Linked DNA regions of Homo sapiens: region 2 is linked to region 1. Evidence: chromatin loops called from intact Hi-C (ENCODE). Cell type or tissue: heart right ventricle. All regions are shown on one strand. Links, peaks and the distances in the headings refer to the core of each region. The heading gives the core; the rest is flanking DNA.

The links. Peaks named below come from ENCODE experiments on the same cell type or tissue, not always from the same donor. Only the 100,000 strongest peaks of a DNase experiment are listed, where the experiment ranks them.
Region 2: it touches region 1 in a loop (13-fold over the local background); 98 of 110 quality-filtered maps call a loop at or near these places.

What each region holds. Positions count from the first base shown.
Region 1 is chr12:3,274,036-3,276,942 of GRCh38, forward strand. All of the region lies in intron 3 of TSPAN9 (tetraspanin 9), which reads left to right. Among named protein-coding and RNA genes, the nearest start is that of LINC02827, 25 kb to the right of the region's middle. In heart right ventricle, for the core only: a CTCF peak has its summit at 1,598 (motif pointing left); a DNase peak (open chromatin) is centred at 1,606; H3K27ac peaks cover 2,500 bases.
Region 2 is chr12:3,071,981-3,074,887 of GRCh38, forward strand. It overlaps the pseudogene RPL13AP24. Among named protein-coding and RNA genes, the nearest start is that of TSPAN9, 3.9 kb to the right of the region's middle. RefSeq lists an enhancer at 1,463-1,757 and a silencer at 1,539-1,688. In heart right ventricle, for the core only: a CTCF peak has its summit at 1,608 (motif pointing right); a DNase peak (open chromatin) is centred at 1,601; H3K27ac peaks cover 1,010 bases.

The sequences.
Region 1 (2,907 bases), core at 126-2,625:
ATAGGGTAGGGGGCGGGGTTTCTCAAACTCTATTGACAATTGGGGCCAGACAGTTCTTGACTGTGTGGACTGTCCTGTGCACTGCGGGGTGTTTGGCAGCACCCCTGGCCTCTACTCACCAGGTGCCAGGAGCAGCCCCTCCCATTGTGGCAACCAAAAACGTCCCCAGACATGCCACATGTTCCCTGGGGAGCAGAATTGCTCCTGATTGGGAACCACTGGGCTGAGGGCTGAGAGCACCATGTCTCAGACTCGGCTAAGACTGCGCCAGAGGGACCTAAGAAATGATCTCGTCCAAATCCCAAGTTTTAAAGGAAATTGGGCCTCCGAGAGCTAAAGAATCTTAAGGTCACACTAGGGAGCAGCATGATGAGAGGCATTTTAGGAAAAGAATCAGGCAGCTCTATGCAGGCTGGGCTGGAAACTAGAGGCCAGGGGCAGGGAGGGCAGTGGGGGCCGTGATCTGGACATGGGACCTGTGGCGAAGGCCCAGTGTTGGTGCCTGTCACCTGTCAGTCGGAGGTCCCCTGGGAGCAGGTAGTGAAGGCTTCTGCACCAAATGCCAGAAACCAAGGTTTTGTCCCAGCCCAGCAGTGTGACTGGGGACTTCCTTGTCCCCCCGCTTAGCTTCCTGGAAAATCGAGGCGTGACCTTTGTGTTTTCTTCTTGCCGGGAGGCTCTGTTAGTGTTGGGCCATCAGAAGATGGGAGCAGAGAGCTCATCTCGGCAGGAGCCCCTTGAGGATGGGAGCGTGGCAGTGGGGATGTGCGTGGCACCCGCTGTACTGCACAGGCCTCCTCACTGGGCAGACGTGCACCATGCGTGGAGTTGTGCCAGGCGGGAGCTGTGATGGAGGCAGGAACAGGTTTGAGGGCTTGGAGAGGAAGCCTTCCAGTCCAGACTGCGCCCCCGTAGGGTAGGCCGCAGATCTTTCCTGGGGGCCTGGAGGACTTTGGACAGGAAATGGGAAAGGAAGCAGATTTGGGGACAGGGCACCAGCTGTGTTCCCTGAGAGGTAGAAGGCTCCCAGGTGGGTCTGGCAAGACCAAATCAAAGGATGTGGAGTGTGAAGTCAGAGAACCAGTTTGAAGAGAGGTGACCAGGTCCTGGAGTTTCTGACCTAAGAGGTTTTCCTAGGTAGAGGTACCTGAGCATCCCAGCACTTATCCCAGGAGGGAAGTGGAGAGAGGGCTCGGAAGGGGCCCCCCGCTGCAGGTACACCCACAGTGGGAAACCGCTTCAGGAGAAGGCTGTGCTTTGAGAACTTTTCCAGGCCCGAGAAGGGTCCGGGCTCTGAGCTCTGGGGTCCTGCGTGTCTCCAGCTGCAGCGTGTGGGGGCGCCCTGCAGCTCCCCTGCAGCGAGTACCTGCGGCAGTGGGGTTTCCGCTTACTCATTCCAGGGTCTGGCTTTTAGAGCCATAAATCTTCAGCATGAAGATCATAAATTCTCCATGGTATGATTAATGAAAGAAAAATTGAGACGGCAGCATAGAAACTGACCAGATTGAAGAAAAGTCAGAGTGACTATTTGGATGAAAGTTTCAGCCATCGCTGGCGAACCCAGAGCTTCTGAACCAGCCTGGAGCGCCACCTAGTGGCCGTAGGCGGGGCTAGCCCCGTTCCCTGGCGAAGCTTTGTGATGGCCCAGTTGGGCGATGCTGTGGGTCTCAGTGTGCCCATTCTTTGGGAGCCCTGACGTGGTTCCATGTGGGGCTGCGCCAGGGGACAGGAGGCACAGGCCCACTCTCCACAGTGTGAAGGACCCAGGCAGCTGCTGGACGTAAATCATTCGGACCCCCCTGCAGCTCCTTGCACTGTCTCTTGGTTAGTAATACGTGGCGGTGTCTGTTCCTACCTTTTTCTTCATGCACACCTTTCTGGTTCCCCATTTATCAAAATCCTATTCATTCTTCAAAGCCCAGCAAGGCCTGTCAATGCCACCTTCAAAACATCTCAAATTGGACCATTTCTCACCGCTCCTCCGTAGCCTCCTGGTATGAGTCGTCCCCAGCTCTCAAGCTGGTCTGGCTCCTGGGAAGAAAGAGAGGCTCGCAATTAGGCAGGGTAGGGATGCCCACGGGAAGGTGAGGGGAGGGGACAGACGCCTCCCTGAGGAAGGGCATCTCCTTCTTATTCCTCCACAAACCCAAGCCTAATCACAGCAGCCTCCCAGTTGCTCTCCTGGCCTCCCTCGGGCCCTCCCGCGGTCGCTTCTCCAAACAGCAGCCAGAGTGATCTGCTGAAAACCTCAGTGAGATCATGTCACTCTCCAGCTCTGGGACCTTCCCGTCACACTGAGGACACTTGCACGTTTCCTTTACCTGCGAGGTCCCAGCTGGCCTGGCCCCCGGCCACCCCGCCTGCTTTGTCTCCTACCATGTGTCACCTCACTCACTGTTGTAGCACACGGCCAGCGTGCTCCTCCTTGGCTGGCCAGGCTCCTTCCCACTCCGGGGCTTTTGCACCTGCTGTTCTCTCTGTCTGGAACGTTCTTCCCCCAGATAGTTATGTTGCTCCCTCCCCCTGTTTATTTGGGTTTTTGCTTAAACACCACCTCTTCCAAGACACCTTCGCTGCCCACACCCTCCCCAGTTATTTTCTGGCTCTTTACATTGCCTTATTTTTCTTCGTGGCGCATGTCAGCAACTGCAGTTACGTCATTTGTTGCTTACATAAGGTCAGTGTCTCCTGTAAGAATCTACTCTTCGTGAAGGCAGGGTCTTTGCCAGTGAGGTGTACCACTGTCTCCCCAGCTTGGAGAACAGGGCCTGGCACTGAATACGCAGGTGTTCACTTGGGTTTGTGGAGGAATAAGCGAAGGAGATGCCCTTCCTCAGGGAGGCGTCTGTCCCCTCCCCTCACCTTCCCATGGGCATCCCTACCCTGCCTAATTGCGGGTTGCCCTGT
Region 2 (2,907 bases), core at 91-2,590, 200 kb before region 1:
TGCTTTAACATGCAACATGTTTCTGTAGAAATTGCCAGAAATGTTGATGCCCTCGCAGCGTACGACCACCACCTTCTGGCCCAGCAGTACCTGCTTAGCCACGATGGCCGCCAGGCGGCCCAGGAGATGGCCTCGACCACCGAGCACCAGGACCTGCACCTCCGCCGTCTTCCCCGGTCGCCTGGGAAAGCATTTTTTTTTCCTTTTTTTTTTTTTTTTTTTGTGAGACGGAGTCTTGCTCTGTCACCCAGGCTGGAGTGCAGTGGTGCGATCTCTGCTCACTGCAACCTCCGCCTCCCAGGTTCAAGTAAGTCTCCTGCCTCAGCCTCCGAGTAGCTGGGATTACAGGCGTTCGCCACTACGCCTGGCTAACTTTTTTTTGTATTTTTAGCAGAGACACGGTTTCACCATGTTGGTCAGGCTAGTCTCAAACTCCTGACCTCAGGTGATCCGCCCACCTCGGCCTCCTAAAGTGCTGAGATTACAGGTATGAGCCATCGTGCCCAGGCGACTTTTTTTTTTTTTTTTGACAGAGTCTCGCTCTGTCGCCCAGGCTGGAGGGCAGTGGCATGATCTTGGCCCACTGCAACCCCCCGCTCCCGGGTTCAAGCGATTCTCCTGCCTCAGCCTCCCAAGTAGCTGGGATTACAGGCGCCCGCCACCACGGCCAGCTAATTTTTGTAATTTTAGTAGAGACAGGGTTTCACCACGTTGGCCAGGCTAATCTGGAACTCCTGACCTCAGGTGAGCCACCCGCCTCGGCCTTCCAAAGTGCTGGGATTACAGGCGTGAGCCACCACGCCAGGCCCAGGCGATTTTTATAGATGTGGAAACTACTATTCTGTACTGGTAGACATGAGAGTGGAACTCTTTTTTTTTAGACGAAGTCTCGTCCTGTTGCCCAGGCTGGAGTGCAGTGGCACGATCTTGGCTCACTGCAACCTCCGCCTCCCAGGTTCAAGTGATTCTCCTGTCTCAGCCTCCCGAGTAGCTGGGATTACAGGCCCGGCTAATTTTTGTATTTTTAGTGGAGACGGGGTTTCACCATGTTGGCCAGGCTGGTCTCAAACTCCTAACCTCAGGGGATTCACCCACCTCAGCCTCCCGAAGTGCTGGGATTATAGGCATAAGCCACTGCGCCTGGCCGAGAGTGGAACTCTTCATACATTCTACCTCTCACTCTACCCTCAGGTCATCTCCATGTCAGAGGGGTGGTGGAAGTCTCTTCAGGTGGAAGATTCCTCCGAAGTAACTTTGTGCATTACACTCTGGATGGAGCAGTAGTTAACTGTGCAGGCCCTCCAGCCAGACAACCTGGGGTTATATCCTAGCTTAGTCAATTGCTGGTGAAATGACCTTGGAGAAATTACTTAACCTGTCTCAGCCTCAGTTTCCTCATCTGTAAAAATGTCGGGATGGTGATGCTACTACCTACCTCATGGTGTTGTTGTGAGGATCAGTGGGTTAGAACATGTAAAGTACTTAGAACTGTGCCTGGCACATAAACAGTACATGTTAGCTGTTAGCTGCTTTGCAAGTCACTTGAAACCTATGGCCGAATGTGAAGTGTTGGCGGAACCCCGCTCCGGCAGCGTGCACTTTCGCCACTAGGTGTCGCAATTCAGCAGGCACAGTCCTGAAGCTTGACTTGGGGTGGTTGGCTGGGACTTTAATTTTAGCCTATTGTCATTTTTGATTTGATTTGGTGATTTCAAGGGGATAAACTGACATGCTATCCTTTGAAGTCCCTGGGGATCCAGAAATTCCAGCAGAGTTGCTGACATCCAGGCCTGGAAGGAGCTGTTTGGAGTCCTGCCTTTGTTCACAGTTAAAATGGCATATAATTTATCATCCACGCCAGGATATTTCGAGAGTGAAAGGGGACTTAGGAACTATGCCAGGACAAGAGGAGTAAGTAGGATGTGCCCCCGAAACCTGGATACAGTCACCCTACCTATATCTAACCTCAGCATTTTTCAGAATCTCCTCCAGAAGGGAAATGCAATGACATTTCCTCAGAAGCCTGGTATGATAAGCAGTGACTTCATGCGTTTGTAAGTCCCTTCCCCAAGAGGGTGGTGCGTCATTGTCAGGTTTACTTGCGTTTAGTCCTCAGTGGACACTATCAGTGTGTCTGCTTCACAGACCACTAGTCACCTTTGTGTCCTTTATGCTGAATAATCCCATCTCCTCTACAGCTTTTCTTCAGAGCTTCCTTCCAACTGTCAGCCCCTCAGAGGCACTGAGGCATTCACCTCTGAATGTGGTGAAGGAGAGTGAGCAGTGAAGCCATTTTCTGGGCTATTGCTGAGGGATTTCTTCTAAGATTTCATCTATCTCTAAGACTTCAGAATTCCATTATTTCAGATTTGCTCTAATTAATTAATTAATTTGAGACAGAGTCTCACTCTGTCACCCAGGCTGGAGAGCAGTGGTATAATCATGGTTCACTGCAGCCTTGACCTCCTGGGCTCAAGCAATCCTCTCACCTCAGCCTCCCGTACAGGCATGTGCCACCACGCCCATGCACACCTGGCTAATTTTTGTATTTTTAGTAGAGATGGGGTTTTGCCATGTTGGCCAGGCTGGTCTCGAACTCCTGGGCTTGAGTGATCCACCTGCCTTGGCCTCCCAAAGTGCTGGGATGACAGGTGTGAGCCACTGTGCTCCGCCTATCTTTTTTTAAAGGGCAGGAGGACTTTGGGAGGCCAAGGTGGGAGGATTGCTTGAGGCCAGGAGTTCAAAACTAGCTTGAGCAACATAGTGAGGCCTCTGTCTCTACAAAACAAAACGAAAACGAAAACAAAAACAAAAACAAAACAAACAAAAACCCCAATTAGCTGGGTATGGTGGCATGCACGTGTGGTCCCAGCTACTTAGGAGTCTGAGGTTGGAGGATCCTTGAGT